Linked DNA regions of Homo sapiens: regions 2 and 3 are each linked to region 1. The links are chromatin loops, found by intact Hi-C in ENCODE. Cell type or tissue: MCF 10A. All regions are shown on one strand. Links, peaks and the distances in the headings refer to the core of each region. The heading gives the core; the rest is flanking DNA.

The links. A loop is a pair of places that touch in the nucleus more often than their neighbours do. Peaks named below come from ENCODE experiments on the same cell type or tissue, not always from the same donor. Only the 100,000 strongest peaks of a DNase experiment are listed, where the experiment ranks them.
Region 2: it touches region 1 in a loop (17-fold over the local background); 82 of 110 quality-filtered maps call a loop at or near these places.
Region 3: it touches region 1 in a loop (11-fold over the local background); 23 of 110 quality-filtered maps call a loop at or near these places.

What each region holds. Positions count from the first base shown.
Region 1 is chrX:47,190,332-47,198,057 of GRCh38, forward strand. It overlaps UBA1 (ubiquitin like modifier activating enzyme 1), which reads left to right and starts at 3,498. Exons shown (of 26, transcript NM_003334.4): 1 at 3,498-3,693. RefSeq lists enhancers at 553-602, 633-682, 663-1,203, 3,401-3,580 and silencers at 3,338-3,526, 3,621-3,770. In MCF 10A, for the core only: a CTCF peak has its summit at 3,353 (motif pointing right); DNase peaks (open chromatin) are centred at 3,030 and 3,380.
Region 2 is chrX:47,519,775-47,527,500 of GRCh38, forward strand. No RefSeq gene overlaps it. Among named protein-coding and RNA genes, the nearest start is that of ARAF, 38 kb to the right of the region's middle. RefSeq lists silencers at 3,884-3,953, 4,014-4,063. In MCF 10A, for the core only: a CTCF peak has its summit at 3,800 (motif pointing left); a DNase peak (open chromatin) is centred at 3,787.
Region 3 is chrX:48,023,150-48,030,875 of GRCh38, forward strand. No RefSeq gene overlaps it. Among named protein-coding and RNA genes, the nearest start is that of SPACA5, 20 kb to the left of the region's middle. In MCF 10A, for the core only: CTCF peaks have their summits at 2,660 (motif pointing left) and 3,730 (motif pointing left); DNase peaks (open chromatin) are centred at 2,682 and 3,692.

The DNA.
Region 1 (7,726 bases), core at 1,756-5,755:
GTCACAGATATCTATTATAATACGGGTTTGTATGTGAAACTATAATTTTACTTATTGTTATGTTTATGGTCTGTGTATCTTGCTAGAATGTCAGCTCCATGAGCCCAAGGAAGAATTTCCAGCACCTGGCCCATGTCAAATGAACTTTTTTGGCCACCTGAGTCTCGGTCTCCCCATCTGTAGGATGGGTGTGCCTTTCCATGTGGAGGCACCCACACGTTCCGTTTCCTCTTCCCACCCTACAGAGCACGGCTCCGGCAATTCCACAGCTCAGGCTTACATTTTCCCATATTCTGGACGCTGGTGCCCACCACGTGCACCAGGCACTGGCCAGACAGAACTACCACCCCCAGCATGCCGCGCGCATTTGGGCCGTACCACAACCTGTAGGGTCATCTGGGTCTGAAACGGGCACCAGCGACGCGGGAGCAGGGACTGACGCCCCTCTAGCAAAGCATCTGTGGTACATCCCAGACCCGGGGCTCTCCAAGGCCCCGCGCTTCCGAGCTCCGCGCAAACTCTGGCTTCTCTTGTACGACAGAGGTGGTTTGCTCTTCCGTTGCCCCGTGGCTTCAGCTCATCTTTGGCAGGAAGGCGAGGCTTCCGCCCGGCACAGGGGGTGAGCTGGAGCACCGTGCCCCCAAGCCTCTGGACAGCATTTGGAGGAGGGTGCTTCCCTAATCCCAACTTCGGGGAAACCCCTCATGGGCGTATTTGGAGCCTCCGGGCCCGGGGTGATATTTAGGGGGCGTCTGCTTTTGAGACCCTTAAGGGGTGCCGTTTGGGGACTTCGGGGTGGGATTTGGGAGTCTGTTTCGGGGAGCACCCCTCGGAGGCAGGGTTTGGGGGGCTTTGGGGAGATTCTTAGGGTCCGTGTATGGGCACCCTTGTCCGTGGAGCAGGATTTGGGTTATTCTTCAAGGGGAGAAGCAAAGCTTGAGGTTACTAAAGTCAAGGCGGGACTGGGGGAGGGCTTGTTTCAGGACGGGGTCCTGGTGACAGAACAATCGGGACCGACGTGGCATTGTGGAGGTGTCAGGCCTTTGTGACCTCTGGTTTTGTGATGAGGTCCTCCCCGCGCCTGGAGGCTCAGGACTGCGAGACTGGACACGTCGGGGGCCCAGATGTTTCTAGGGAGAGGAGCCTCCCAGCTCAGGCTAGGGAAGGGACACCGGAGCCCAGCTCTTCCTGAGCTGACGAGGCGCCACCCGGCCTTTATTCATTATTCATAATAAGGTGGGGCTGTGGTAGGCGGCAGTTTTTTTGCCTCTTTCGCACCTGGTCCGCTGAAGGTTCTCGGCTTGTGAATTATTCACGAGGGGCGGATCAGCGTGCCGAAGGGACGTGCTGAAGGGGCGTTCTGAAGTCTGCCGCGCAAACGAGTTCATTGATGATTCGCAAAAGTTAAGTAGCACCCTGAGTTTTCAGTGGCTTTTCTAGGGGTTCCGTGCTTAATTCATGAGGAGCGTGGCTTTTGCAGCTTTGTCTGCGTGATCCGCGGTTAGCTTTCCCTTGCAGGTACCAGAGTTAAAACCTGGCGTCTAGCAAAGGGATGAGGCCTCCTACATTGTTCATTTCTTATGGCCTGGTAATCCCAGATAATCAGCCGGCTCTGGATTCAAATCCCATCGATCCTTTCCAGTTGTGTGATCTTTGGCAAATCGTTTTGTAAGCCTGAATAATGGGTATGAGGATAACGATAAGATTAGCTTACACTCGTTTAGCTACTTAGCGCATTTAATCTTCACGACAATCCTAGGAGGTAGGTCATTATTACCCCCACTTTATAGATAAGGAAACTGGGACACAGGAAGGCTAAGTAATTTGCCTAAGGTCACACAATCAGTGAGTGGCTGGGCCGGGATTCAAATTGGGGTCTAGTTCCGCAATCTGTAGTCTTAACCAGATGCCATAATGTCTCCCCTCCCCATTCCCCTGCGCCGCCATTTGATAGTACTACTACTACTAATATAACACTTAGCATGTGCCAGGCACTGGTCTAAGCCCTTTCTACTTATTTCTTCATTTAAACTCCATCGCAAGGTAAGTTGCTGTTATTCCTATTTTATGGATGGGGAAGCAGTGGCCCAAGTTGGGGGTTTCTCTAGTGGCTGAGTATTCATAACTAATTTTATATTAATGTAAATATATATTTACATATCTTAACATATTACTTTTATATTAATATATAATATTTTAAAAATTTAACAGTGCCTTGTGCCAGCAATGTTCTAAGGCTCATCCCATAATTTATATTCTCTGATTTTCTTTTGTTTGAGACGGAGTTTCTCTCTTGTCGCCCAAGCTGGAGTGCAATGGCGCGATCTCGGCTGACTGCAACCTCTGCTTCCCGAGTTCAAGCGATTCTCCTGCCTCAGCCTCCCCAGTAGCTGGGATTACAGGCGCCCGCCAACATGCCCAGCTAATTTTTGTATTTTTAGTAGAGACAGGGTTTCACCATCTTGGCCAGGCTGGTCTCCAATTCCTGACCTCAGGTGATCCACCCGCCTCGGCCTCCTAAAGTGCTGGGATTACAGGCGTCATCTGATTTTCATAATAACACATTACTATCCTCATTTTACAGTTGTGGAAACTGAGGCACCTGCCAAAGACATGTAGTGAGTTTGGGTTTGATTGGACCAAGGCAGCCCTTGTTCCTGAGGCGGGGAGAATGGAGGGAGGCGTGGAGAGGGGAGGTGGGGGCAGGGAGTACACGTCCCCTGGGTTTTCTGGTGGCACTGCAGTGACATCTTTCATTATTCATGAACAGGAAGGCGTGCTCACTTTGCCTTGGCTATAGCATCGTAATCCCTATTTGCTGGGCAGGGCAGTCTTGGGTGTTTCTTCGCCTTATGCATAATTCATAAATTGGGTGGAACCTTTCTTGACCTCTCTGAGTTTCCAGGTTGAGCTACTGCAGCAGCATAATTCATTATTCAGGACCTGGGAGAGTGTGTTTTCCCTGCAGCAGCCCCATTTCCCTGCTTACAGTGTATTAGATGCAGCAATAGGCGGGCGTGCCCCTTTTATTCCAACCCACTGGGCCTCATGCATTATTCATGAGTAAGTTGTGGCCTGGGTCTCCTTGGCTTCCGGGCCCCTGCAAGATCATCATTATTCATGAATGGGGGTGTGTGGCTTCCATGTTTTAACATCTGCTTTCTGGTTGCTGGTTGTTAGTCTACCAACCACTCAACTTCATGCATAACTTATAATCAGGAAGCATGGCCTTAACGGTTTTTCTTCGCTTCCTTGACAGCCTGGCTGCAACAATTCATTCATTAGTCGCATTCCATGAGGCGTGGCCTCTGTTTTACCTGTTTTCGTTGTTACTGCCACAATGTCCACCAGGTGGTGCTGTTCCACTTCTAACCGAATGAATCGCAACCGAGTAGGGAACTTTATGCATGATTCATAAGTAGGCGCGGCCCGCTTGCATCCGGGTTTCTGGGGGTGGGGCCCAAGGTTTTGTTCCGGCCCCAGGCTCAGCGTCCGCCATCTTGTGTCGGCGGCTCGGCTGTAAGGAGGTGGCAGGGACAACCACAACCACAACGGCCGGGGGAGGAGAAGGCGGCAGCGGCGATTCTAGGCGGCCCAGGCGGCGGGGAGGAGGAGAAGGAGGAGGGTGGCGGCCGGGCTTGGCTTCGGCTCCTTGAGGAGTTGGCGGCGGCGCGACCCGGGGAACCGGCATTGGTAAAAAAACGTCCTTTCACTGCGCCTCGCCCTGGGCAGGGGTTTCGGGGAGGCACTGGAGGGCCCTGAGCCACGCTGCTGTCGGGGCGGGCCGCGGTGACTCGGGAGCCAGGAATCAGCGGAGTAGGGAGGGGGAGCGGATCCTGGGGCGGGGCCGACTTTCCCCGGCCAGGACCACTCCGGCTCCCTCTGGTTGCAAAATCTGACCTTGGAGTCGGACCCCCAGGATGTGCTTTTAGAGACTCACGCCCAACATCTCTAGTCTGGGACCTGACTCCGTCCCGAACCTTGTATCTCAGATCAGAACTCTTCCCCAGTCTCCAATAGAGATTTACGTGGATCAGCATTGCTGATCAGAGCTCCTCACCATTGAATGCCGTTAAAGACCTGCCCCAGAATCTCCTTTGAGACACTTCCTAGCTTCTCAGTATTTGTCCTCAAGGCTTCCAGGACGGGCTAGATCTCGAAGGGGTCCATAGGCCCTTTATCTCTGTAAGAGAGTCCTCTTTAGCATTTTCCTTCAGACCCCCATCCCACACACATGCTAGCCGCGCTCAGAGCTTCCAGGGGTACTAGACCCTGTGAAAGGCCATTTGGGCCTGGCCTTTGTGTCGGGGGCCCCTCTTCGCCACACGTCAGGTCTCCTAACCCCACCCTGGCCCTAGCATCTTCCATCAGAGACTCTGCCCAGTATTTCTACTCAGAGACCCCTCTTACCATCTGCCTTGAGAGACTCTTCAATTCCTAGACTCTGTCCTTTGACACTTTCTCTACTTTTATGGAATTTCTCGCTTTTTATACTTCCAGTATTCAGAGACTACTGAGAGGCCTCAGCATCTTCCCCATCAGGCACCTTGAACCCCCAGAGCCTTCCAGTGCACCAGATACCAGGGAGGAACTGTTTGGATACATAATCCTCCATCAAAGAGCCCCTGCGAGCATCTGCTCTTGCAGATCCCGTTGGCTTCTAGCCCCTTCCATCAGAGACTCGCCTCCCCAACCCCACCCTAGACCCAGCCTCTGCCTTCAAAAACCAACCTGGGTTCTAGCTGCTTTTTTCACAGATCCCTTATCCTCACATCAGGCCTCAGAATCTGCCCTCAGATCGTTTCAAGGTCCCTAACGTCTGCAGTCAGGGGTTTTCAGCTTCTGCTTTCAGCCTCCTTGGACCCCAGGATCATTGTCAGATGTCCCTTCCCCCCACAGGCCTTCTTGTTTTCTTTTTCTTTTTCTTTTTTCCGAGACAGAATTGTTTCACTATGTCGTCCAGGCTGGAGTGCAGTGGCGCCATCTCAGCTCACTGCAACCTCCACCTCCTGGGTTCAAGCGATTCTCCTGCCTCAGCCTCCCGAGTAGCTGGGATTACAGGCATGCACCACCACGCCTGGCTAATTTTTTGTATTTTTAGTAGAGATGGGGTTTCACCATATTGCCCAGGCTGGTCTCGAACTCCTGACCTCAGGTGATCCACCTGCCTCGGCCTCCCAAAGTGCTGGGATTGCAGGCGTGAGCCACCGCGCCTGGCCATGGCCCTCTTGTTTTCTACTGCAGTAGAAAACCCTCTTCTCAGCATCTACCTTCAGCGCCTCCATGGGGTCCTACATAATTGGTCAGAGAAACCCAACCCCATTTGGGGACCTAGCCAGTGTTTGCTTATTAACCTTTTTAAGGCCTGCACTATCTGGGCCCAGCTTCCCGTTTCCACACCCTCAGAGCAGCTGTGATACCTAGCATGTCCTGTCAGAGATTGACACAGGGCCTTTGTGTTCCATTAGAAACCTCTCCCAGCCCCTCACCATCCACCCTCACAGCCTCCTGGGACTCTGTAGTAGGAATGTCAGATACACCTCTCCTCTTGCATGTCCCTATCTATTATTTTTGGTTAAAGATTTCTCTCTGCTACCAGCATCTGTCTCCAGAGTCCTCCAGAGCCTCAACATCCTCCTGATGGAGGCTGCCTCTCCCCCCAGACCCCAACATCTTCCTGCTGCCTCCTCAGACTCTAGAATCCCCCACCCATTCCCTTTGCAGCTTCCATGGGGCCCAGCAACTGTCCTCCTACCTCCTTGCAGCCTTGGGGGCCTCCACTGCAATTTTTCAGCCTTTCTCCAAAAGATCCTTTTCCAGAGATCCGAATTTGAGTCTTTTCCTAATACCCTAGCCTAGTCCTTTCCCTCCCAGGACTTCTAACATCTCCTTTCCCATTTGTCTCAGAGCCTCCTTGCTCTTAGACACCCACTTCCTGATTCTCCTCTCACGTTCCCATGGACTTCTCAGTTAACCCCTCCCAGAAAGCTTGACATGCTCCAGCCCCCCTTCTCTATGCCCTAGCTTCTCCATCCTGCTAACCTGCCTCCTCTCACACCTCCAAGACTCCTCCCTCAAACCCTCTGGTTTGGGAATAGAGAATGCTTACGCTTGAAAATCTTCAGTTTGGAGACTCAGGTATGTTTAGAAACTAAGCCACAGCTCAGCTTTGCCAAACAGTTCACAGTGTGTATGTTATGGTGGGGGCCTGAGCAAATGTTGAGGTAGGAAGGGTGTAGATTGTTTTTCTGCTGGGGGTGGGGGATCTTTAGCTCCTCTGCAGAGTTTCTGTCCCAGACTCCTGCTTGCCTTGAGACAGGGCTGTTCCAAACCTTTGCAGTCAAAATCCACTTGAACAATCATCTGAAACTTCTTAGACTCTTGCTGCCTGCACTGGGGATCCAGAGGTGAAATGTCCAGATATTAAAGTGCTCTCTGGCCCTGGATCATCTCTAATTTATGGAGTGAGGAAATGGCATGTCCCAAACAAACTGACCAATGACAAGGCAAGGAGATAACTAAGTAATAGAGGCCACTACACGTGCCCAGGGAGGAACTCACATCCTCAGGTCAGTGAGTTCTGACCACAGACCTTGGCTTCTTTAACCCTGCCAGCAGCCCCTTGAAGACAGTTTCATTTGTCCCAGCTTTTGGAGAAAATGAGGCTCAGAGGAAATGAGATCTCTACCCCAGGTCAGTCAGAGAGTCAGTAAATGGAAAATATGGTTCACCTTTGTCTCTACTAACTCACCAAGCCTCTTGCTACCCAGGTTGGCTCTTAGCATTCTAAGCAATTCACCTGGCTATCTCAGGGGCTCCAGCCAGCCTGCTGCCTCCCCTCATCTCCCATTCCTTAGCCCTGTGGACTGGGCCCTGAGCCCAGGGGCATTTGGCAAACAGTCCCCCACCAGCTGCATGCCTCTGGGCGAGTGAATGGGGTTCTCTAAGCCTTTCTTTTCCCATTTGTGATTTGGGCATAGGGTTATCTGGGTCATGGGGATTGTTAAGATTAGACAAAGCCCTTTCCTCTTTGATTGACACACAGTATGCTCTTGGTAGATAGTAGGGAGCTCTTGTCATTGTGGTTGGTGCTAGTGACAAGTGCCAAGATGGAATCTTAGGTACATTGGGATACTTAGTGTCATAAAAGTCTCAGTGTGGGAGGACTTGTGTGAACAGAAGACTCAGTGCCTAGAGGAGCACTTGGGGTGAGGGGAAGTGACGCTGGGTCCTCCCATCTCCAGCATGTGGACCCAGTCACCCCCACCACCAGATTTCACTTCCACAGCAGGCTTTATTGTTCTGTCTCTGGGACCTAGCAGGTGACCCTGGGCAAGTTACTTCTCATTTGTCCGGCAAGGACACTAAACTCTGCCTTGCTGGGTCAGGGTCATGGAGGGGATGAAACGTGATAACACGAGGAAGCAGCCTGGGCTTCAGAGTCAGCAGATCCTGGTCTGGTCCCAGCTCAGTGTGTGGGAACCTTGGTCACCGAACGTCCCTGAGTGAATTTTTTTCCATCACTTTAAAGTTGGGGGTATTATTGATAGCAGTCCAAACCCCACAGGAGTACCCTGAGGACAGAGTGAGACGAGGTTTAGAGAAGTGCTTACTATGGCATCTGGCACAAGGAGGACTCCTGATCAATCTAATACTCATTTATCATTGTGGTTAACCTGTTTAAGGGACTCCGCATGCAGATGAGGCTTGGGATGTGTTTGTTTTC
Region 2 (7,726 bases), core at 2,084-6,083, 330 kb after region 1:
TTTATTTAACTCAATAGCTCCTAAATTGCATCATTTCAGCATGTAATCAATATAAAAATATTAATGAAATATTTTACAATCTGACCCAACAAGCTGGTAGATCTGACATGAAAACGTGTCTACCCATTAGGATGTCTATAATTTAAAAAAAACATAGAAAATAACAAGTGTTGGTGAGAACGTAGAGAAATTGGAACCCTGGTGCACTGCACTGTTGGTGTGATTGTAAAATGGTGCAACTGATATGAAATAGTTTAGAGGTTCCTCAAAAACTTAAAACTAGAACCACCATATAATCCAACAATTTCATTTCTGAGTATACATCAAAAGAATTGTGCCCGGCATGGTGGCTCATGCCTGTAATCCCAGTGCCCTGGAAGGCTGAGGCGGTGGGTGGATCGCTTGAGCCCAGGAATTCAAGACCAGCCTAGGCAACATGGTGAAACCCTGTCTCTACCAAAAAAAAATTAAAAAGTTTGGCAGGAGTGGTGGTATGTGCCTGTAGTCCCAGCTACTTGAGAGGCTAAAGCAGGAGGATCTCTCTCTTTTTTTTTTTTTTTTTTGAGACAGAGTCTCACTCTGTTGCCCAGGCTGGAGTGAAGTGGCATGCTCTCGGCTCACTGCAACCTCGCCTCTTGAGTTCAAGTGATTCTTGTGCCTCAGCCTCCCTAGTAGCTGGGATTACAGGTGCGCGCCACACACCTGGCTAATTTTTATATTTTTAGTAGAGACGGGGTTTCACCATGTTGGCCAGGCTGGTCTCAAACTCCCGACCTGAGGTGATCCGCCCACCTCAGCCTCCCAAAGTGCTAGGATTATAGGCGTGAGCCACCACGCCCCGCCTTGGGAGGATCTCTTGAGCTCAGGAGATTGAGGCTGCAGTGAGCCAAGATTTTGCTACTGCACTCCAGCCTGGGCAACAGTAAAACCCTGTCTAAAAAAAAAAAAAAGAAGAAGAAGAAGAAAAAGAATTGAAAGCAGGGTCTTGAAGAGATATTTGTACACCCGTGCTCATAGCGTTATTTTTATTTGAGGCAGGGTCTTGTTCTATTGCCCAGGCTGGAGTGCAGTAGCGCAATCTTGGCTCACTGCTACCTTGACCTTCTGGGCTTAAGGAATCCTTTCACCTCAGCCTCCTGAGTAGCTGGGACCACAGCCACACACCACCACATCAGACTAATTTTTAAATTTTTTGTAGAGACAAAAAGTCTTACTATGTTGCCCAGGCTGGTCTCGAACTCCTGGGTTCAAGTGATCCTCCCACCTAGAGCTCCCAAAGTGTTGGGATTACTGGTACGAGCCACTGTGCCTGGCCCTCCCTCACTTTTTTACAAGACAGTGTCTCATTCTGTCTCAAAGTGAGACTGAGGGAATAGAGGTGAGAAATGGAAGCTCCCCCCATTTGATTCCCCTCACTCTTCTCCCCAGTTAGGACCTCTTTTCCTGTATTTTCTGCACCTGACGTGTCCTTTCTCTTTCATCTTGTCCCTGTGACTGGAATAAATGGAGGGATGAGTCAGGGCCTGGCATTGATCAAGGAGCTAGGCATTGATCAAGGAGCTAGAAGAGAGAGCTGGGCCTCTGTCTCTAGTACTTCCTGTTACTGGCAGAAGGGCGGGAGACAAGTCATAGAAAACAACTTTCCCAAAATAAAGTGTTGACGAGAATATGGAGAAATTGGAACTCTGGTGCACTGTTGGTGGGATTGTAAAATGGTGCAACCAGGCTGGCGCAGTGGGTCATGCCTGTAATCCCAGTACTTTGGGAGGCTGAGGTGGGTGGATCATTTGAGGTTAGGAGCTTGAGACCAGCCTGATCAATATGGTGAAACCCCATCTCTGCTAAAAATACATAAAACTAGCCAGGCATGGTGGTGGGTGCCTGTAAGCCCAACTACTCGGGAGGCTGAGGCAGGAGAATCACTTGAACCTGGGAGGCAGAGGTTGCAGTGAGCGAAGATTGTGCTACTGCACTCCAGCTTGGGCGACAGAGCCAGACTCTATCTCTAAAAAAATAAAATAAAATGTGCAACCAATAGGAAATAGTTTGGAGTTTCCTCAAAAAATTAAAAATAGAACTACCATATAACTCAGCCATTTTACTTCTGAGTATATATAAAAAAGAATTGAAAGCAGGGCCTTGAAGTGATATTTGCACACCCACATTCAGAGCAGCATTATTTTTTTCTCAAGCTGGAGTGCAATGGTGTGATCATAGCTCACTGCAGCCTCAAACTCTCAGGCTCAAGTGATCTTCTTGCCTTGGCCTCCCAAGGTGTGGGGATTACAGGTGTGAGCCACTGTACCCAGCCTGAGCTCTTTTAAAAATATTCTACATATAAGTGAAGTCATGAAATATTTTTCTGCCTGTGTCTTAAGCAAAGCTATCCTTCAAAAATGAAGGAGAAATTAAAGTTTTTCCCTGACAAGAAAAAGCTGACGGAATTTATCACCACTAGACCAGTCTTAAATGTGGATTTCTAAACCTTGCTAGTCAGTTTGCCAATATTTTAACTTATACCTGTAGCATTTTAATGTCTATTTTATTCCATAAAGATGTATTGGGTACCAGATGTGTGCTTGACACATGGTTACCTGTGGGTCTTTTTATTTCAATTTCATCTTTTACACCAAAAGCTTCTAGGCCTGCCTCCACTATCCAGGTGCCCTGCACTCTCCATTAGGGTGCTGGGGCTAGGGCTCAGATGCCTAGATTCTCCTGAGAACCATCAGCCAGGGAAGAGGAGTTGGGAATGGAAAGCTGCCTTGTTTGTCCGGTACATATGCATATGTAGTTACTGGGGAATTGTAGTTACTGGGAAATTAAATCAGGGCCAACATGTGCATGTTTCTAACGTGGGGATAGATTTCTTCAATTCATTAGATCAATTGAGAGATTCTTAACTGTTTTGAACAGACAAATGTTGACAGGAGTTTATTTCCAGAGGCATATGGACTAAGAGTTTAGGTCTGTGGTGTATATCAGGGTGGGGATTGTTAAGGAAAAGGGATATCTGGGTATTAGGGGAAGGGGTGCACAGATATGTAGGACCGACCCACAGGCCTGGGTGACATCTGGACATCGCCTTACCAAGGAGCCCCGGTGCCCTCCTCAAGCCCTGCCCAGCTCCTTTTCCTGCCTGGCCACAGCCTGGGATGTACCTGGCTTCCCTTTATCTATAAAAAGGAAAGGCTTCCATTTATTTTAATATGAATTTATGCACATTCTACAAAGGCATTACCACACCTGCAGAAAACCATTGTTCGTACTTGGAGGGAGTTTTGATGATCATTCCTGTTCTGTGTATAGTTCACATTTTTACATGGAGATTTCTGTGTGTGTATCCTGCCTTTTTTGCTTTAATAGTACATGAAAATAATTTCCCATGATGTTACATAGTATTGATAAACAATTTTTCAAATGGTTCCATAATATTTTTAAAGAGACTGTCTACCTGAGTTTCTTTAATTTCATATTCCCTGTGGCTTCAGATGTTTCCTTTTTTAAGGATAATGCTTTGATAAGTATCTTTACACGCGTACGCGCACACACACATCCATCTCTGATCCATCAATCTATCAAAAGAAGAGGAGGATGGAGAAGATGGAGGAGGTGAGGGAAGAGGAAAGGAGGAGGGCTGCTCCTTCACGTCGTGAGCTCTGCGGGTGGTTGCGGAGCCTGGGTGAACACGACCGTGACCGTGGCTGCGAAGGCGGGCCCCGCCCTCTGACTGCGGACTACGCGGCGGCGCCTGTGCCGCAGTAGCGCTGGACCTTGGCCTCTGGCGGTCTCTGGCGCCCCCTCCCGTTCGCATCGTGAAGCTGGGCCGAGCCCGCTGCCCGCCGTTCCTCGCTCCTGTCTGCACCTCCTCCTCCGTTTTGCTTCCCTGCAGCTTTTGCCCCGCCCCCCTTCCCCTGCCTCCCCCTGGCCCTCCGCGTGTTAATTTAGGGGCCCCAACCCGGGGAACCCCTCGCAGAGCCAGCTGCTGTCGTTAGGCCCGGGTGAGTGAGCAGGACGAGAGGGCACGGCTGGCGACGGAGCCCCTCCCAGCGCTGCGGCGGGAGAGGGGGCTCAGCTCGAGTCGCCACCCGGACTCGCCGGACCCAGAGCTCCTCTTTGGGGTTCCCGCTCTCCCGCTCCCCGTGCTCCTGGGAAGAGGTTCTGGAAACGACCGAATCTGGGTGCAATCGGGGTGGCGCACAATCGCGCCCCTCCAGTCCCCTCTGCGGGCAGAGGAAGTGGGACTCGAGGACCAGAGCTCTCGGGCCTCCTGATCCAGGGACCTGCCATTTCCTGGCCCAGGACCCCGGGAATGCCCGAGCATGGCACCTCGACGTGGCAGGAAAACTGTTCAGGAGGCGGCAGAGGAGCCTGTGGGGGACGGGAGGCAGCCACCTCCCCGCGTCCTTCGAACCCTTTGCTTGGGCTGCCGGGCATCAATACCCCAACTCACCCAGCACCCCCTCTTCAGAATAACCTCAAAACCCAACCGGGCTCCTGGCCACAGGGCCTTCTCTTAGTCCAACCACCAGGCTGAGTGAATCCTCGTGGAGCCAGGAGGGTCCTCAGTGACCCTGCACAAACCCGTTATCAAGTCACCCCAAGTGGGATCCAATTAGCATCCTGTCTCACCCAGAATCGCCACTTACCACACCTCTACCTGCCTCTGTGTGCTTGGTCCCCACCATTTCTCCTGCAGTCCCAGACTAAGGAAGGACTGGACGGCCCGACCCAAGCCTCCCGCAAATGATTTTAAGGAAGGAGATGCCCCTCGGCAGCCAGACATGAGGATTGATTCCAGGACTCACCCAGCTGCTGCCCCAGGGACCCCACAGACTTCCCAAGCAGAGCCAGTTCCCTGGGAGGGCTGCATGGAGGAGGAGACCTGCCAACACTGGAGCCGAGGGGTTTCTACTGATTCATTCACAAAGCTTAGATCTCAGATCTTGGACACATGACTGAACTTCACAAAGTCTCAGGATCCACACACATTTTCCATTTATTCTTCTTATTTTATTTTATTTTTTAGACGGAGTCTTGCTCTGTCACCCAGGCTGGAGTGCAGTGGTGCGATCTCGGCTCACTGCAACCTCCACCTCCCGGGTTCCAGCAATTCTCCTGCCTCAGCCTCCTGAGTAGCTGGGATTACAGGCGCCTGCCGCCACACCTGGCTAATTTTTTGTATTTTAGTAGAGACGGAGTTTCACCGTGTTGCCCAGGCTGGTCTCAAACTCCTGAGCTCAGGCAATCCACCCGCCTCGGCCTCCCAAAGTGCTAGGATTACAGACGTGAGCCACCAGCCCAGCCTCCATTTATTCTTCTATCCACACATTCGCCAAGTACAGTCATCCCTCAGTATCCAGGAGAAATTGGTTCCAGGACCCCCACGGATACCAAAACCCACGGATACTCACACCCCAGATATTAAATGGTGTAGTGGTTGCATGTAATGCACACATATCCTCTTGTACACTTTAAACCATCTCTAGATAACTTATAATACTTCATACTATGTAAATAGTTGCTATACTGTATTATTTGTATTATTTTTATTTTATTTTTTTTCTGAATATTTTCTATCTTTGGTTGGTTGAATCTGAGGATGCAAAACCAGGCATAGGGTGGACTGGATGTTGGTCCTGGTATTTGGGATGAAAGGAGAGTGAGAGGGCGTTCAGGGCAGGAAAGAAAGAAGCTGGCATTACAGCCGAGTGCAGTCAGGGACCTTGGGAGGCCTGCCAACAGCACATGCAGAAAAGCTGGGAGCACTGGGGCGAGTTGCTCAACTCCACCTGAGGGGCAGAAGGGGGCCCGGAACGCTGCTGCCAAGAAGTCGCCTTAGAATTAGGCTGTGGGGCTGGGTGCTGTGGTTCACGCCTGTAATCCCAGCACTTTGGGAGGCTGAGGCGGGCAGATCACTTGAGTTCAGGAGTTCGAGACCAGCCTGGTCAACATGGTGAAACCCTGTGTCCACTAAAAATACAAAATTAGCCGGGTGTGGTGGTGGGCACCTGTAATCCCAGCTACTAGGGAGACTGAGGCAGGAGAATTGCTTGAACCAAGGAGGCGGAGGTTGCAGTGAGCTGAGATCTTGCCACTGCACTCCAGCCTGGGTGACAGACTGATACTCTGTCTCAAAAAAAAAAAAAAAAAAAAAAAAAAAAGAAAGAAAAAGAGAAAAAAGAATTAAGCTGTGGGAGGTGAGAAGGGATTTGCCAAGTAGACAAAGAAGGCTGCCTGGGAGCAGGGGAGGTGGGTGGGGGGCAGTAGCTGGATCACAGAGGACAACAGGAGGAGCGGAGGAAATGTTTGGTCAGACTGGTGTTTGGGAAGGTTGGCCACTGGCAGTGTGTATGCAAGGGGGGACCTCAGGGAGCGAAGGTGGGTTAAGGGGGAGCTCAGACTGGTGTGGAGCCCTAACATGGACATCTATGATCTTTCTGCCTTTAGAGGGCTAGTTTTCACCAAGTTTCCACCCGCACTGCAACCCAATGACAATGTTTAAATATTCTGGGTGAGTCATTTGCTAGGATTTCTGCAAAAGTATTTGATTCGATCCATTTATGAATCAAGTTGATCCTTCCTTCCTTCTTTCCCTCCCTCCCTCTCTCCCCCCCCCTTCCTTCCTCTTCCTTCCTTCCTTCCTTCCTTCCTTCTTCTGTCTTCATTTGTTGCTCAGGCTGGAGTGCAGTGATACAATCAGAGCTCACCGCAGCCTGGATCTCCTGGACTCAAGCAATCCTCCTAGCTCAGCCTCCTGAATAGCTAGGATTACAGGTGTGCGCCACCATGCCCAGCTAATTTTTTTATCTTTTGTAGAGATGGGATCTTGCTATGCTGCCCAGGATGGTCTTTTTTTTGAGACAGAGTCTTGCTCTGTTGCCCAGGCTGGAGTGCAGTGGCACAACCATGGTTCACGGCAGCCTGAACTTCCTAGGCTTAAGTGATCCTCCCATCTCAGCCTCTTGAGTAGCTGAGACTACAGGCATTCACCACCATGCCTGACTAATTTTTTATTTTTTGTAAAATAAAAAGGTAGATGGGGTCTCGCCATGTTGCCCAGGCTAGTCTCGAACTCCCAGGCTCAAGCAATCCTCCTGCCTCAGCCTCCCAAAGTGTTGGGATTGCAGGCATGAGCCAGCATGCTTGGCCACCAGACTGGTCTTGAACTCCTGACTTCAAGTGGTCCTCCTGCCTCGGGATTGCAGATGTGAGCCCCTGTGCCAGGCTAAGTTGGTGTTCTTTCTTTATGGATTGTTATACCCCCAGGAGAGGCTGATAGCTACCCAGAGTTCTGCCTGTCAGTTTCGAGGTCTCATCTCAGTGACCCACAATCTCTCCAGCTCCCCAGCACTGCTGAGTGGAAAGAGTCTTCCTGTCTTTTCCCCTGCCCCGGGCCCAGGCAGCATCCAGGTAACTGTGGGGCTGAGGCTGGAGCAGGCCAGGCCCATGAAGCAGGTTGGCACCTCGAGAGTTTCTGCTTTTCCTCAGAATCTGAGGTACTTCTTGGTAATGAGGTAGAGCCCAACCTCCTTAAAAGTGACATGCTTGCCAGTGCAGTTTGCTACCATTTGTGTGTTTGAATACAGTTAAAAATTCTGTAACTTTGTCTATAAAGACAAATAGACAAAACCAAGATCTGGAAGCAAAGAAAACAGTTAGGAAATGAAAATTATAATCCAGGTGAGAGGGGATGAAGACTTGAATCAAGGCAGGAGGCGTGGGA
Region 3 (7,726 bases), core at 2,084-6,083, 830 kb after region 1:
TTCTTTAACGTGGCATAATGTCTTCAAGGTTAATCAGTAACAGTACTTCATTCCTTTCTGTGGCTGAATAATATTCCATTGTATGGATATACTATACCATATTTGGTTTATCCACTCATCAGTTGATAGATATTTGAGCTGTTTCTACCTTTTGGCTATTATGAATAGTGCTGCTATGAACATTGGTGTGTAAGTTTTTGTTTGAATACCTACCTGTTTCCCATTTTATTAAGTATATAACTAGGAGTGGAATTGCTGGATCATGTGGTATTTCTGTGTTTAACTTTTTGAGGAACCACCAAACTGTTTCCTACAGTGGCTGCACCATTTTACTTTCCAACCAGCAGTGTATTAGGGTTCCAATTTCTCCACATCCTCTCTAACACTTGTTGTTTTGTTGGTTTTTATTGTAGCCATCCTAGCAGATGTAAAGTGGTATCTAATTGTGGTTTTGATTTGAATTTCCCTGATGACTAATGACAAATCTTTTCATGAGCTTATTGGCCATGTGTATATCATGTATATCTTATTTGGAAAAATATCTATTCAAGTCTTTGCCCAGTGTTAACTGGGGATTTTTTGGTTATTAGATTGTAAGAGTTCTTTATATATTCTGGATACCCTTATCAGATTATAATTTTCCCATTCTCTGGGTTGTCTTTTCATTCTCCTGATAATGTCATTTGATACACAAAAGTTTTCATTTTTATTAAGTCCAATTATTCATTTTTTTTCTGTTACTTATGCTTTTGGTATCATATCTAAGAAACAATTGCCAAGTCCAAAGACGTGAAGATTTATTCCTTCATTTTCTTCTAGTTATTTTACAGTTTTAGTTCTTGTATTTAGGTCTTTTATCCATTTTGAGTTAACTTTTATATATGGTATGGGGTCATGGTACAACTTCATTCTTTTACATGTGGATATCTATTTTTCCAGTGCATCTGTTGAACGGACTATTCTTTCCCCATTAAATGATCTTGGCACCCTAATCAAAAATCATTTGAGCTGCATGGGTTTTTTTTTTCTGGACTTTCAATTCTATTCCATTGATCTATATGTTTATCCTGGTGCCAGCACCACACTGTTTTGATTACTGTACCTTTGCAGTAAGTTTTGAAATAGGGCAGTGTGAGTCTTCCAAATTTGTTCTTCTTTTTCAAGATTGTTTTGGCTATCCAGGGACCCTTGCAACTCCATATAAATTTTAGGATTAGCTTTCCCCTTTATGCACAAAAGGGATTTGGGATTTTGTTAGAGATTACATTGAATTTGTAGGTTGCTTTGGGGAGTATTGGCATCTTAACAATGTTAAGTTTTCCTTAATTATCCACGAACACTTTCCTTTTATTTAGTTTTATTTTTTATTTAGTTTTTCCTTTTATCTAGTTTTCCTTACTTTTTTTTTTTTTTTAATGGAGTCTTGCTCTGTCACCCAGGCTGGAGTGCAGTGGCGTGATCTTGGCTTACTGTAACCTCCGCCTCCCAGGTTCAAGCAATTCTCCTGCCTTAGCTTCCTGAGTAGTTGGGATTACAGGCAACCGCCACTATGCCTGGCTAATTTTTTTTGTATTTTTAGTAGAGACGGGGTTTCACCATGTTGGCCAGGATGGTCTTGAACTCCTGACCTCAGGTTATCCACCCGCCTCGGCCTCACAAAGTGCTGGGATTACAGGCGTGAGCCACCACACCTGGCCTTCTTTACTTTCTTTCAGCAATGTTTTGTACAGGTCTTGCATCTGCTTGGCTAACTTTATTTCTCAGTATTTTATTCTTTTTATCCTATCGTAAACAAAATTGTTGTCTTAATTTCCATTTTGGCTTTTTCATTGATAGTGTATAGAAAAGCAATTGATAGTTGTATGTTGATCTTGCATCCTGCCATTTAGCAGGATTTGTTTATGAGTTCTAACAGTTGTTTTTTTTGCAGATTATTTAGGATTTTCTATATATATATAAATCATACCATCTGGGAATAGAAATAGTTTTACTTTCTTTCTAATTTGGGCATCTCTTATTTCTTTCTTTTGCCTGAAAATTTATCTGGCTAGAACTTTGAGTACAATCTTTAATAGAAGTGACAAAAGTAGGCATCCTTATCTTGTTACTATAACTCTCTACCCTTAAACTTTTATGCCAGAATTTCTAAGGACCAGATAGAATGAATTATGCCTTTACTGTTATATAAGTAAGCCAAAGATGGCCTCTATGTTTGACCCCCAGGTTGTTTATTTCTTCACTGCAGGCTGAGACCCCTTAACTCAAAAGTTTGCTGGCACCAAACAAATTTTTACATACCCAAATATTTCATAAATAGCCCAAACACATAGATTTTTAGCCACTGAGAGTCTTCCTGCTTTACATACCCCAGAAAACCTGGTACTACATCTTTCATCTTTGGGGAATAGATAAGTTAGGCCCCAGGCCATAAAATACCCAAAGCTGCTGCTGCTGCCCTTCAGAGTTCTCTGACCCAGAGAATTTTCTCTTTGCTGCTGAATGACATCACCTAGACAAATAAGCCCCCGTCTTGATGCCCCAGCACTTCCCTTGTCGTTCTGCCCTTCCGAATAGTTGACCAGTGGCCATAACCTCTGTACAGGCTCGGGCTGTGAGGGACTTCATGCAAACCTGTCACAGAATCACCCCATAACCCTTATTGTGCTACGCCACCTTGTGGTCATTTATTTCCTTCATCAGCGCCCTAAATCGCTCAAACTCCCTGTAAGTGACAAAGAGGAAAAGGGAAGGATTTCTGGTAATCATGAAATAGATAGGAGACAGTAGGACAAATAATTGGTAAAAGAATCCTGGATGGTCTCAAGCGGTGGAACTCTAAACTTGGAATGCCATTGCATCAGTTTGGCATGGGACTGCTTTGTGCTGTGTCACATACTCTACATTTGTGGGTTTTCTCTGTGCCTCACTAGCCTGGCCAAGCAGTAACACCAGTATTTGAATGAATCCACTTCATTAGAACTGACTTTTGGGATCAGGTGTGGAACTGCCTGGGGAAGGAGGTCACCCTGCCCGCCTGGAGCCCCACTAGGCAGGGAAATGCTGGGGCACGCACAGGGCGCTATAAGGCCTGTGGGTCTGAACACAAAAGGTTGGGGGAGTACACATCTCTGGACTGAGGGTAGGCTATCCTGACCCCATGACTGGCTAGAGTGGTAGGAGCCCCGTGAGTTGGCCCTGTGATTTTGGGTACCCTGAGACGCATATGACACGTGAACATGGCTATAAAGCAGCGATGTCGGGCTGACGTGGATCCCCTAAGCACAGCTGGGGGAGGCGCTTTTGTAAACAGCTAGCATGCCTCTGTTCTTGTCGCATTTGAATTTGCTATTACAGATGACATCATTTCTGTTCCTTTCCGGAGCAATATCAAGACCCCAAATTTGTTGAGGTGGGGCAAAACTGTTACTTCACGTGACTAAAGACGTTTATATTGCTGTCCCAACCAGGACTCCAAAGGAGGTGGCTGTCCTCTTGAATCCAAACCAGGGGACCCATGTTGGGCTTGCGCGCTTCTCGCCAGGACACGGCCCAGAGGGTAGGTCTCTCATTCATAGTAGCCACATTAAGCCTGGCTGTCTACTCTAGTCTATGATCGGGGCATAGAATAATAATAACCCTTATTGTGCTACGCCACCTTGTGGTCATATAATCTTCTTTCATCAGAGGAGACCAGAAGGCGTAGAAGACCCCGGAGAAGAGGACTGGCGCCCTCTAGAGGATGACGCGACACAATACCACCATGAGAGAGTGAGGAACTTGACCTTCTCCTTTGCCAGTCACCAACAGCAAAGTCAAAAAAACAGAAGAGACAACAGGGGAGGGTCAAGAAGGAGAGGCCATTTCTCATTTGGAGGAGGAGACACCCTCTGTCTCACCCGGAGCCCCTGCCTGTCCGTAAGGACCTAGCCAGGGAACCAAATGAAAAAGCTACCGATGGCCGGGCGTGCTGGCTCACGCCTGTAATCCCAGCACTTTGGGAGGCCAAGGCGGGCGGATCATGAGGTCAGGAGATCGAGACCATCCTGGCTAACACGATGAAACCCCGTCTCTACTAAAAATACAAAAAGAAATTAGCCGGGCGTGGTGGCAGGCGCCTATAGTCCCAGCTACCGGGGAGGCTGAGGCAGGAGAATGGCGTGAACCCGGGAGGCGGAGCTTGCAGTGAGCCGAGATCACGCCACTGCACTCCAGCCTGGGCGACAGAGCGAGACTCCGTCAAAAGGAAAGAAAAGAAAAGAAAAAAGCTACAGACAATGTATCGAACAGAGCACAGCAAGCTCCACCTGACAGGGGCTGAAGTGAAGCACTTGGCTGCCCCAGGACGGTATGGAAAAGTGGCTTCCCTACTAAAGGATTCTGCACAGTTAGTACAGAAGCTGAGAGTGACTCCCAGGAGGCTTTGCATTGCAGTCCATGTACACCTGGTCAGTATGGATTTTGCATTTTTGTGAATTTTGGTGGCTTGGAAAGCTGCCCACCCTACACGAGGCCTCACAACCCCCTGGGCAGAATGGCGGTGGAAAACGTTAGCTGAGGCCAAAGATGTCCTCCATCAGCTCTGCACATTCCAGTGGGATTATCTGGTGACAGATGGCAGGGCATGAGGACTCTATAGTCTGAGGAGGCTGAATGGAGTGCTGAGCCCACACAGTAGTTTCTCAGGGAGCACCTGACAAGTACAAGTCCTGATTTCTGTCAGCGATGGCTAAGGCTAAACAATCCACCAGGCCATGGCTGCCCTGGATGGAATAGAATCTCATGGAGGACAAACTCACAGCCCAGTGTTGCCTGCAGTTATGAAAACAATGCCCCACCTGGCCTAAATCACAAGGAACATCACCGGCAAGGCCGCCCCCTCATAGTGCAAATAAACCACCACCAGCCAGGCCCCCAGTTGAGCGGGAACCCTGAGATGCACGGAAGAGGTCATCTATTAGTCAGGGTTCTGCAGAGCAACAGAACCAATAGGAGGCGATATGTCTACGTCTATGTGGAGATATGTGGGATTTATCGTAAGGAATTGGCCCACATGGGCCCAGAGGCCCACAGATCCCAAGACCTGTAGTTGGCAAGCTGGGAACCCAGGAGAGTGGGTGGTGCAGGTCCAGTGTGACGGCCAGCAGACTTGAGGCCAATGAAGAGCTGACGTTTTAGCGCATGCTCCAAGGCGGGAATAAACTGATGTCCCAGCCCCAGCACTCAGGCAGGAGGAGTCCTCTCTGACTCACGGAGGGTCAGCAGTCCTGTTTGCCTCAGGCTTTCAACTGGCTGGGTGGGGCCCCCCACATCTAGGAGGGAGGTCAGCTTCACTTAGTCTTCCAGAGAAAGGTTAAGCTCACCCAGAAACACACTCACAGCCACACCCAGGACAGTTTGATCCATTGTTTAGGCACCCTGTAGCCCAGGCAAGTTGACACGTAAAATTCACCATCCCGGGTTGTATGGAGCCTCAAGGGACAAGAGGATCCCAAATTGGATGTGCTCTGATAAATCAGTGCAACAACACAATACGAGCCAGGGTGAGGGGACAGCCATGGCAGGCCTCTGCTTCCAAGGCAGCCTCACCTTCAACACCTGCCTTGATCTCTGCCAGTGACAGGGACCCACCCCACACAGATCCCGTGGTCATGGAAGCAGGTCCCTCTGGCAGACAATCAGCCTTTTCCACATTAACTGTGGTTTGCCCTTCAGCAAATCAACACCACAGGCCAATACAGGTGCTGGAATCTCCCTCATCCCAGGCAACATTCAAGCTTTAAAGGGCCCTCCCCAGGAGGTGGCCCGCTTGGGAAGAGGAACCAGGAAAGCATCATCACCCTCTTCCCTATTCAGGTTGGCCCAGGGTTGCTAAAAGACGTTTCTGTCCTGGTTGTTGTCCCCAATCTGCCCCTTTTCCCATCGCTGGAACGGGCCCTCTCAGTCAGCGGGTGACCTCAGAGAACGGCCTAAGGGTCCTGTGCTATTGCTGCCACTGACAGGTGGGAGCCAGTTAACCAAGCCCCTTCCCCTGCTGGTGTGGGGTTCCACACACCCCATAGCAGCGGAGGCAAGTCCTGCTGCGCTCACTTGGTTAGGGAAAGGGAACGAACTCCTACCATCTCACCTTCCAGCTCCCCAGTACGAGCTGTGCTGAAAGCCACTACTAATGTGTGAGGCTAACTCCAGACTACGGAGCCTTAAACAAGGCTATCCCCTTGCTTAGAGCACTTCTACCAGACATCTTTGCCTTAAGACGACATTCAAAACAACCTGGCTAAATAGTTTGGAGTTGAAGAGTCTGCTGACATGTTCTGTTCTGTGAAAATGTCCCAGGAGACTCACCACAATCGCCTTCCCCTTCAGGGCCAACAAGACACCTTGTACTGGTCGACTCTGGAGTGGTTCAGTAGCTGCCCCCCACCACGATTGCACACGGGATTTGCACACAGGCTTTGCACACAGGACCTGAGTGCTGCCTGCACCCCCGTCAGAGCTCGGCTTTGCCATCACATTGGCAACATCCTCGTCACTGAAAGGGACCAAGGCGCTGTCCCACAGGTGGTCGCAGTCTTGAGCAAGCACCTCACTGCGAGGGGATGGACAACTGCCCCTCTAAAAGGTCCATGGCCCCTCCGGGTCTGTTGAATTCGGGGGCAACGTGTAGAACTCAGAAGGGCAAACTGTACCTGATCCTGTAAAAGACAAGCTCTGGCTGGGCGCGGTGGCTCATGCCTGTAATCCCAGCTACTCGGGAGGCCGAGGTGGGTGGATCACGAGGTCAGGAGTTTGAGACCAGCCTGGCCAACGTGGTGAAACCCCATCGCTACTAAAAATACAAAAAATTAGCCAGGTGTGGTGGCAGGCGCCTGTAATCCCAGCTACTTGGGAGGCTGAGGCAGGAGAATTGCTTGAACCCAGGAGGTGGAGCTTGCAGTGAGCCGAGACCACGCCACTGCACTCCAGCCTGGGCAACAGAGAGAAACTCCATCTCAAAAAAAAAAAAAAAAAAAAAAAGACAAGCTCCCAGAACTGCAGCCTCCCACACGCCCAACTGCAGCAGATGTATTTGGATTCTGGCGCCACCACATCCCCCACTTCCAATATTTGCTGGGCGCTATCTGTGGAGTCCCCCTTACCTCTTCCACTCTCCAGTGGGACCTGAGCAACAGAAGCCACATAAACGCATGCAGGCTGTTACCTCAGCTCCCTGACCTGCCCCGAGGGCAGGACTCACAGTGAGAAGGTCCAGCCGCCTCCAAATTTGCTTCCTGGAGCATCTGCCCCAAATGCACAAGCGAGCACCTACCCATGGGCTTCAGCTGTAGGCGGCTGCAGCCTCAGCCCAAAGGTATTCGCCATGAGAAAGGCACCACCTGGCAGCGCCCTGGGCACTTCTGGAAATGGAAGCCCTTCCTGGGACATAGCCCATCACCCTACACGCTGAGATTCCTAGTATGCCCCGTGCAGTGGGAGAAGCTCCCCCTAAAACCCTGATCAAAATAGAAATGAGCTCCACTGGCTCCAGCTAAACTCGGCCCTCCTGGAGTGCCACAACCTCCATGAGCAAACTGCCACGTGCCCTGACTGTGACACGAACTTTAGAAACCCTAGAAATGCCTCCACCCCTTGCTCAAGGGGAGCCAAAGGGAGGAAGGCCACAGCACTCTCAAGACAGGAAAAGCAATGCTCTTTCTTTACAGATGGAGCGAACATGGGGAATACGAGA